Regions from separate parts of the Homo sapiens genome. Here region 2 is linked to region 1. The links are chromatin loops, found by intact Hi-C in ENCODE. Cell type or tissue: PC-3. All regions are shown on one strand. Each heading gives the region's core, and the rest is flanking DNA. Links, peaks and the distances in the headings are about the cores only.

Evidence for each region. Peaks named below come from ENCODE experiments on the same cell type or tissue, not always from the same donor. Only the 100,000 strongest peaks of a DNase experiment are listed, where the experiment ranks them.
Region 2: it touches region 1 in a loop (2.6-fold over the local background); 2 of 110 quality-filtered maps call a loop at or near these places.

Annotation. Positions count from the first base shown.
Region 1 is chr4:26,196,043-26,198,964 of GRCh38, forward strand. LOC105374545 (a long non-coding RNA gene) reads right to left here and starts at 1,959. Exons shown (of 3, transcript XR_925510.3): 1 at 1,623-1,959; 2 at 682-882. LOC124900690 (a long non-coding RNA gene) reads right to left here. Exons shown (of 4, transcript XR_007058094.1): 4 at 2,087-2,922. It also overlaps a transcript of RBPJ not described here. RefSeq lists an enhancer at 1,174-1,703. In PC-3, for the core only: no CTCF peak of the experiment used is centred there; a DNase peak (open chromatin) is centred at 1,509; H3K27ac peaks cover 813 bases.
Region 2 is chr4:26,126,902-26,129,823 of GRCh38, forward strand. It overlaps a transcript of RBPJ not described here. Among named protein-coding and RNA genes, the nearest start is that of LINC02357, 58 kb to the left of the region's middle. In PC-3, for the core only: a CTCF peak has its summit at 1,416; a DNase peak (open chromatin) is centred at 1,100; H3K27ac peaks cover 2,107 bases.

The DNA.
Region 1 (2,922 bases), core at 102-2,601:
TTCTATTGAAATGTTGAAACATCTAGCAGCCTCTGGGTACATACCCAAAATAAATGCAAACATCCATCTACACAAAACTTGTAAGTGAGTGGTCATAGCAGCATCATTCATAATAGCCCCAAAGTAGAGGGAGCCCAAATGTCCATCAGCTGGTGTATGGATGAATGAAATGTTCTGTATCCACAGAGCAGAATATTATTCAGTAAGAAAAAGGAATGAAGTATTGATACCTGCTGCAACATGAATGAACCTTGAAAAACCTTATACTAAATGGAAGAAGCAAGTTGTCAAAGGCTCGATATCGTATGATTCTATTCATATGAAATGTCCAGAAGAGGTGAATTTGCAGAGACAAGAAAGTATATTAGTGGCTGCCTGGGACTGAGGGGAAAGGAGGAGCAGGTGTGACTGCTCGTGGGTATGGGATTCCTTTTAGGGGTGATTCTAAATTTACAAAATGCTTCAAATGTTTTATCTTGCCTGAGAATCATAACAAACCTATGAATTGCTTACTGTTATCTACATTCGATAGATCTGCACAGTCAGAAACTGAGTAGCCTATCCAAGGAGGTGAAATTTGAGCTCAGATTTTCTGACTTCGAATTCCACACTTCTTGATTTAGTATGAAATATTTCAAAAATACATAAAAGTACAAAATCACATAACAGACAGCCACATACCCACTGTTGAGATAAAACAGATGTCGGCATTTTGCTGCATTTGTTCCGGAGCTCCCCCAGCCCTTCCTGACTGTGTCCTGATCATGACACCATTCTTCTTTATCCTGGGCCAAATCTGCCATGCTGGAGAGGCTTGGATTGCTCCTCTGTCATGGAGGCTTCTTCTTCCTTCACTTTTAAATTAATGTTCAAGCGGATTTCCTTGGATCATAGGAATAGTTTAAAAGAGAATTGAGACCCAAAAGAAGAATGATGTAGAAACACTTGAATGTATTTCTCTTATCATCTGCCATCTGTATCAATCTTTCTCTCGCTCACTCTCTCTCTTTTATTTTTGTAATAACTGGTTAATTCTCCTTTCAAAAGCTCCAGAGGTTGTCCTGAAGGTTTAATTATAATGTTCATTATAATGGAGTATAGCTGGATCAAGTAAGTGGACTTCAACCAAGGTCAGCAGTGGCAAGGTTGTGGTGACCAGTGCTCGGTTGTCCTAGGACTGGTTATGATAAGATCTACTCAGCACTTGGGGAAACAGCATGTTGTATAGTGGAAGAATTGGGGACCCAGGACCACCTTTCCATCATGTGTAAAATGGGGATAATAACACAGGCTGGACCTCTGCCCCATCCCGGTCCAGATGTGCTCTACCATCCAGTACAGCTAAGGAAGAGTCACACTGGGTCAGGAAATTCAAGTCATTTCTTGAGCTGAATGCAATCAGGAGAAAGTGGGCCAAGGAGCCAGCTCAAGGTGAGTCATTTGGCTCAAGAGAACTTTGTCAGTGGTCCCAGCAACACACTCTGCTGCTAATAGCCATCTCGTTTGATCTCGGCACTGATGCTCAAACCACAGATTTCCTGGGCCTGCAGCCTCCCAGGAAATGGAAACCAAACAACAACGGATGATTCATATTTCCCCTAAAGCGGCAAGAGAGAAACTACCTGCCGCAGAAATTGCAGCCAGCTTTTGGAGGCCCTGGCCTGAACTGTTCCTCCAGCCTCCTCTGCTGATGTGTATGGGCACCCCTGGCCGCTTGTCTTCTGACTGGTTTCTCTCCAAAGAGAGAATAGGTAAAGGAGAGGAGAGAGGAGAGGAGGGGAAGGGAAGGGAGGGGAGTGAAGGGGGAGCAGAGAGAAAAGGAGAGTTAACATTTATTTATTAAGTGCCCATTTTCAGACAGGTTCTGACTATATCGGCCACTTTCCATATATTACTTTGTGTAATTTTCATTATAATACTATGAGGCAGGCCGGGCGCAGTGGCTCACTTCACACCTGTAATCCCAGCACTTTGGGAGGCCGAGGGGGGTGGATCACCTGAGGTCAGGAGTTCGAGACCAGCCTCAACATGGAGGAACCCCGTCTCTACTAAAAATACAAAATTAGCCGGGCGTGGTGGTACATGCCTGTAATCCCAGCTACTCGGGAGGCTGAGGCCGGAGAATTGCTTGAACCTGGGAGGCGGAGGTTGCGGTGAGCTGAGATCGCGCCATTGCACTCCAGCTTGGGCAACAAGAGCGAAACTCCATCTCAAAAAACAAAAAAACAAAAAAACAAAAAAACAAAAAATACTATGAGGCAGATATTAACTACTACCTGCCATACTATACATTTCCTTATTTATTGTCTATTTTCCCCTCTAAATGGTAAGCTCCAGGAAGTCAAGGGTTCATTGCTGTATCTCCACCTTCTAGAATGGTGCCTGGCACAAAATAGCAATAATAATTATAGGTAGCACTTATTTTATGCTGCATACTGTTTACATATTTTATACATTAACTCAAGCAAATAGTAATAATAATAATGATAACAGGTAGCATTTATCTTGTGCCAGACCCTGTTCTATTTGAATATATTAACTCAATTATTTCTCACAACAATCCTAATGACAGAGGAACTACTATCTCCATTTTCCAGATGAGAAAACTAAGGCACAGAGAAAAGTTTGGCTTGCCCATTTCCCAACAGTGAGAGAGCCACAGAATCAAGATTCAAATCCAGGCCACCAGCCTCTAGAGTTTGAGTTTTTAACCATAATACCATCTTGTCTTCTTATAAGGGATGCTTGAGAAGTATTTGTTGAATGAATGGTTCTTCCTGTTTCACAGAAGAAGAAACTCACTTTTTGCTAAGTCTCACAGCTTGCAGGATCATAACCACAGCCTGTAAAATTATTGTTTTGTTATTGCTCTAAAATATACACAACATAAAATTTACCCTTTTAACCATTTTTAAGTGTACC
Region 2 (2,922 bases), core at 167-2,666, 69 kb before region 1:
TCATGAACTTCATGGACTGAGCTTAAAAGGTCATTACGCCTTAAAGGACAACTCTATCCCAGTCACACAGGGATGTGTGGTGCCCCTAGTCTTGATGAAGGATTCAGCCGACCACACACGTCACTCTGAAGCTGAGATAGCACTGAGAATTTCAGCCAGTCATTGGATATGGGCTTCCCTGGGAAGGGTGCATGATCTTGGGTGGGGTGACTTTCTTTAAAAGAGATGCTTCCTGAAGACAGCTGGCAACTGAGGGCTGTCTGTTGGCAGCACTCCCAGTGGCACAGAGAAGAAATCTATCATTCCTGAAGAGGAATCCGGGCAGCACATCACAGCATCTGCTACATCAGATCTTTCTGTATTTCATGACCTTTCAGCTTCCGTTGCTGCTGCTCATTGCTAAAGTCTTTCCCAATTCAAATCACTGACAGTGAGAATCTGATCTGACCTAGTCCACATCAAAGGTCACCAACCATATGGAGATTGGCTCTCCTTGGCTATGGTTGGGTAGCAGGATCATGTGGTAGAAATGCACTCTCTCCCAGCCTCACCAGTTTGACAGGGTCTGTGGGCAGAGCTGGAGGAAAATCTTTTGGTAGGCATCAGGCATGATGGCATGTCTTGCCCATATACCAATAAACAATTGTAATGTGGTACAGAGGATGGAGTATATAAGTATGTAAGATGGAGTATATCAGCATAAAGTGGGTGGAGTAAATATATAAGTACAGTTTGTATAGGGAACAAAACACCTAAATCTACCTATTAGATCCCAGGAAGGTTCCCCATAGACTTGAACTAGGACTTGAAAGATGAGCTAGGAATAGGGTTTTGCCCAGCAGGTAAGTAGAGTAAGACACTCCAAGTAGAGGGAAACATATGTACACAGAGACATGAGATAAATCATTGTGGCCCTAAAGAGGTTGGCCTCCCAGCCACCCCATGTACTCACTGCCTCTTAACCAGATGCCTGAGAGGCATTTTTGGCAGCTGCTCAGAGGGAAACATGCCACCCATTGATTCATCTGGGGCACTCCCTGCTCCCACCTTTCATGAGCTGGTGTCAGTGGGTTCTCTGGGCCAAGTTATGCCCCACCCTGATCCTGTTTGACTTGTGTGCTCTGCCAGGATCCCTGCAAGAGATGGCATGGCCTGGGGCCCCTGCTGCCTTTCAGATAACAGCAGCAGCCAGGCCAAGGCAAATACTAGTCCCTCCTCATATAGGTGAGGCTCCCACTGATGTCAGCTGGGCCTTGGGAAGGCAGGAAGCAGGTGGGTTTAGTTGCCAACTTGGCTCTGGAAGGCAGCTCTGTTGTTCCTATTTCTTCATACTAAAAATGGAAGGATTCCCAGAAGAGGTGTGGAGGTTCTACCTATGGCCTCCAGGGGCACTGAAAGTTTGCTGACTTTTAAAGCACACACAAATGTGACAATGAATAACACCTACAACAAAGAAAAAGACATCACCATCAGCAAGTTTGCAAGATAATAATAATGGCAAACATTTATTGAGCACTTTCTATGTGCCAAGCAGTAGTTTACAGGAATTAAATTATATAGCCATCACAAAAACCCTGCAAGATAGACCCTCTGATTATCCCTATTTGACACATTAAGAAATAGAGGAACAGAAGAAATGAAGTAGCTATGCCCCAAATCCCACACTTTGTAAATGGATTTGAGCTCAATCCCCTCCTTCTCAATCACTATACAGTATGATATACAATATACACTATTCCAAATTAGCCTATATTCTGATGACTAAACGGGCATCTTATGAGATGATGTCTGATATGGTTTGGCTGTGTCCCCACCCAAATCTCATCTTGAATTGTAGCTCCCACAATTCCTACATGTTGTGAAAGGGATCTGGTGAGAGATAATAGAATCATGGGGGTGGTTTCCCCCATATTGTTCTTATGGTAGTGAATAAGTTTCACAAGATCTGATGGTTTTATAAGAGGTTCTCCCTTTTGCTTGGCTCTCATTTTCTCTCTTGTCTGCCGCCATGTAAGATGTGCCTTTCACCTTCTGCCATGATTGTAAGGCCTCCCCAGCTACGTGGAACTATGAGTCCATTAAACTTCTTTTTCATTGTAAATTACCCAGTCGTGGGTATGTCTTTATCAGCAGATGAAAGTAGACTAATACAATGTCTGAAAATGCTCAACAATTTATTAATACAAATTCTTTCACTTACATTGTCTCACTTCATCTTCATATTAGTTCAATGAGGGAGTCAAGGCAAATGATGTCATTCCCATTTTACAGATAAGAAAATGGAGGCTCAGAGAAGTAAATTAATAATCAGTAAGTGGCCAGCTTAGCACCTCAAATAGGTGTTCTGTTTCCCAGCCCAGTGATTTTTCCATCCTACCCTGCCGTGAATCATTTCAAAGGAGCCTAAGAGTATCTGTATCCAAAAATATGTCCTTAAATATGTGGACCCTAAAAGTACTTCAAAGTGACTACACATTGGTGTTGTACATCTATTTCATATAGTGGATATTTTCTAAAGCATGAACATTAAGTAAAATTGGAGTAAAGTTGAGTGGAAAGAGCTCTGAGCTGCAAGTCAAGAGTCCTGGGTTCTCATCTTTGCTCCATCCTGCATGCCAAATAACCTTAACTAATAACTTACTTTGGGGGACCTCATTTTTCTCATCTGAAAAACCAATGAGTTTTTATGAACTTACTGTCCCTTACAACTCTTAAATTATAGATATGATGATGCTATTGTAAGACGGGGTTACCTATCAATCTCCAAATCCACCTAGTTTACAGTTGAAGACTTTCAGCAACCAGCATCTGTATAATGGCAACCCGGCCTGTTCATTCCTGGGTGTTCCCTATCTAGCCTCCAGACAGCAGACTCAAGATGGTCTATCTAGGATGGAGGTGGACATCACCTGAATTTTTTTT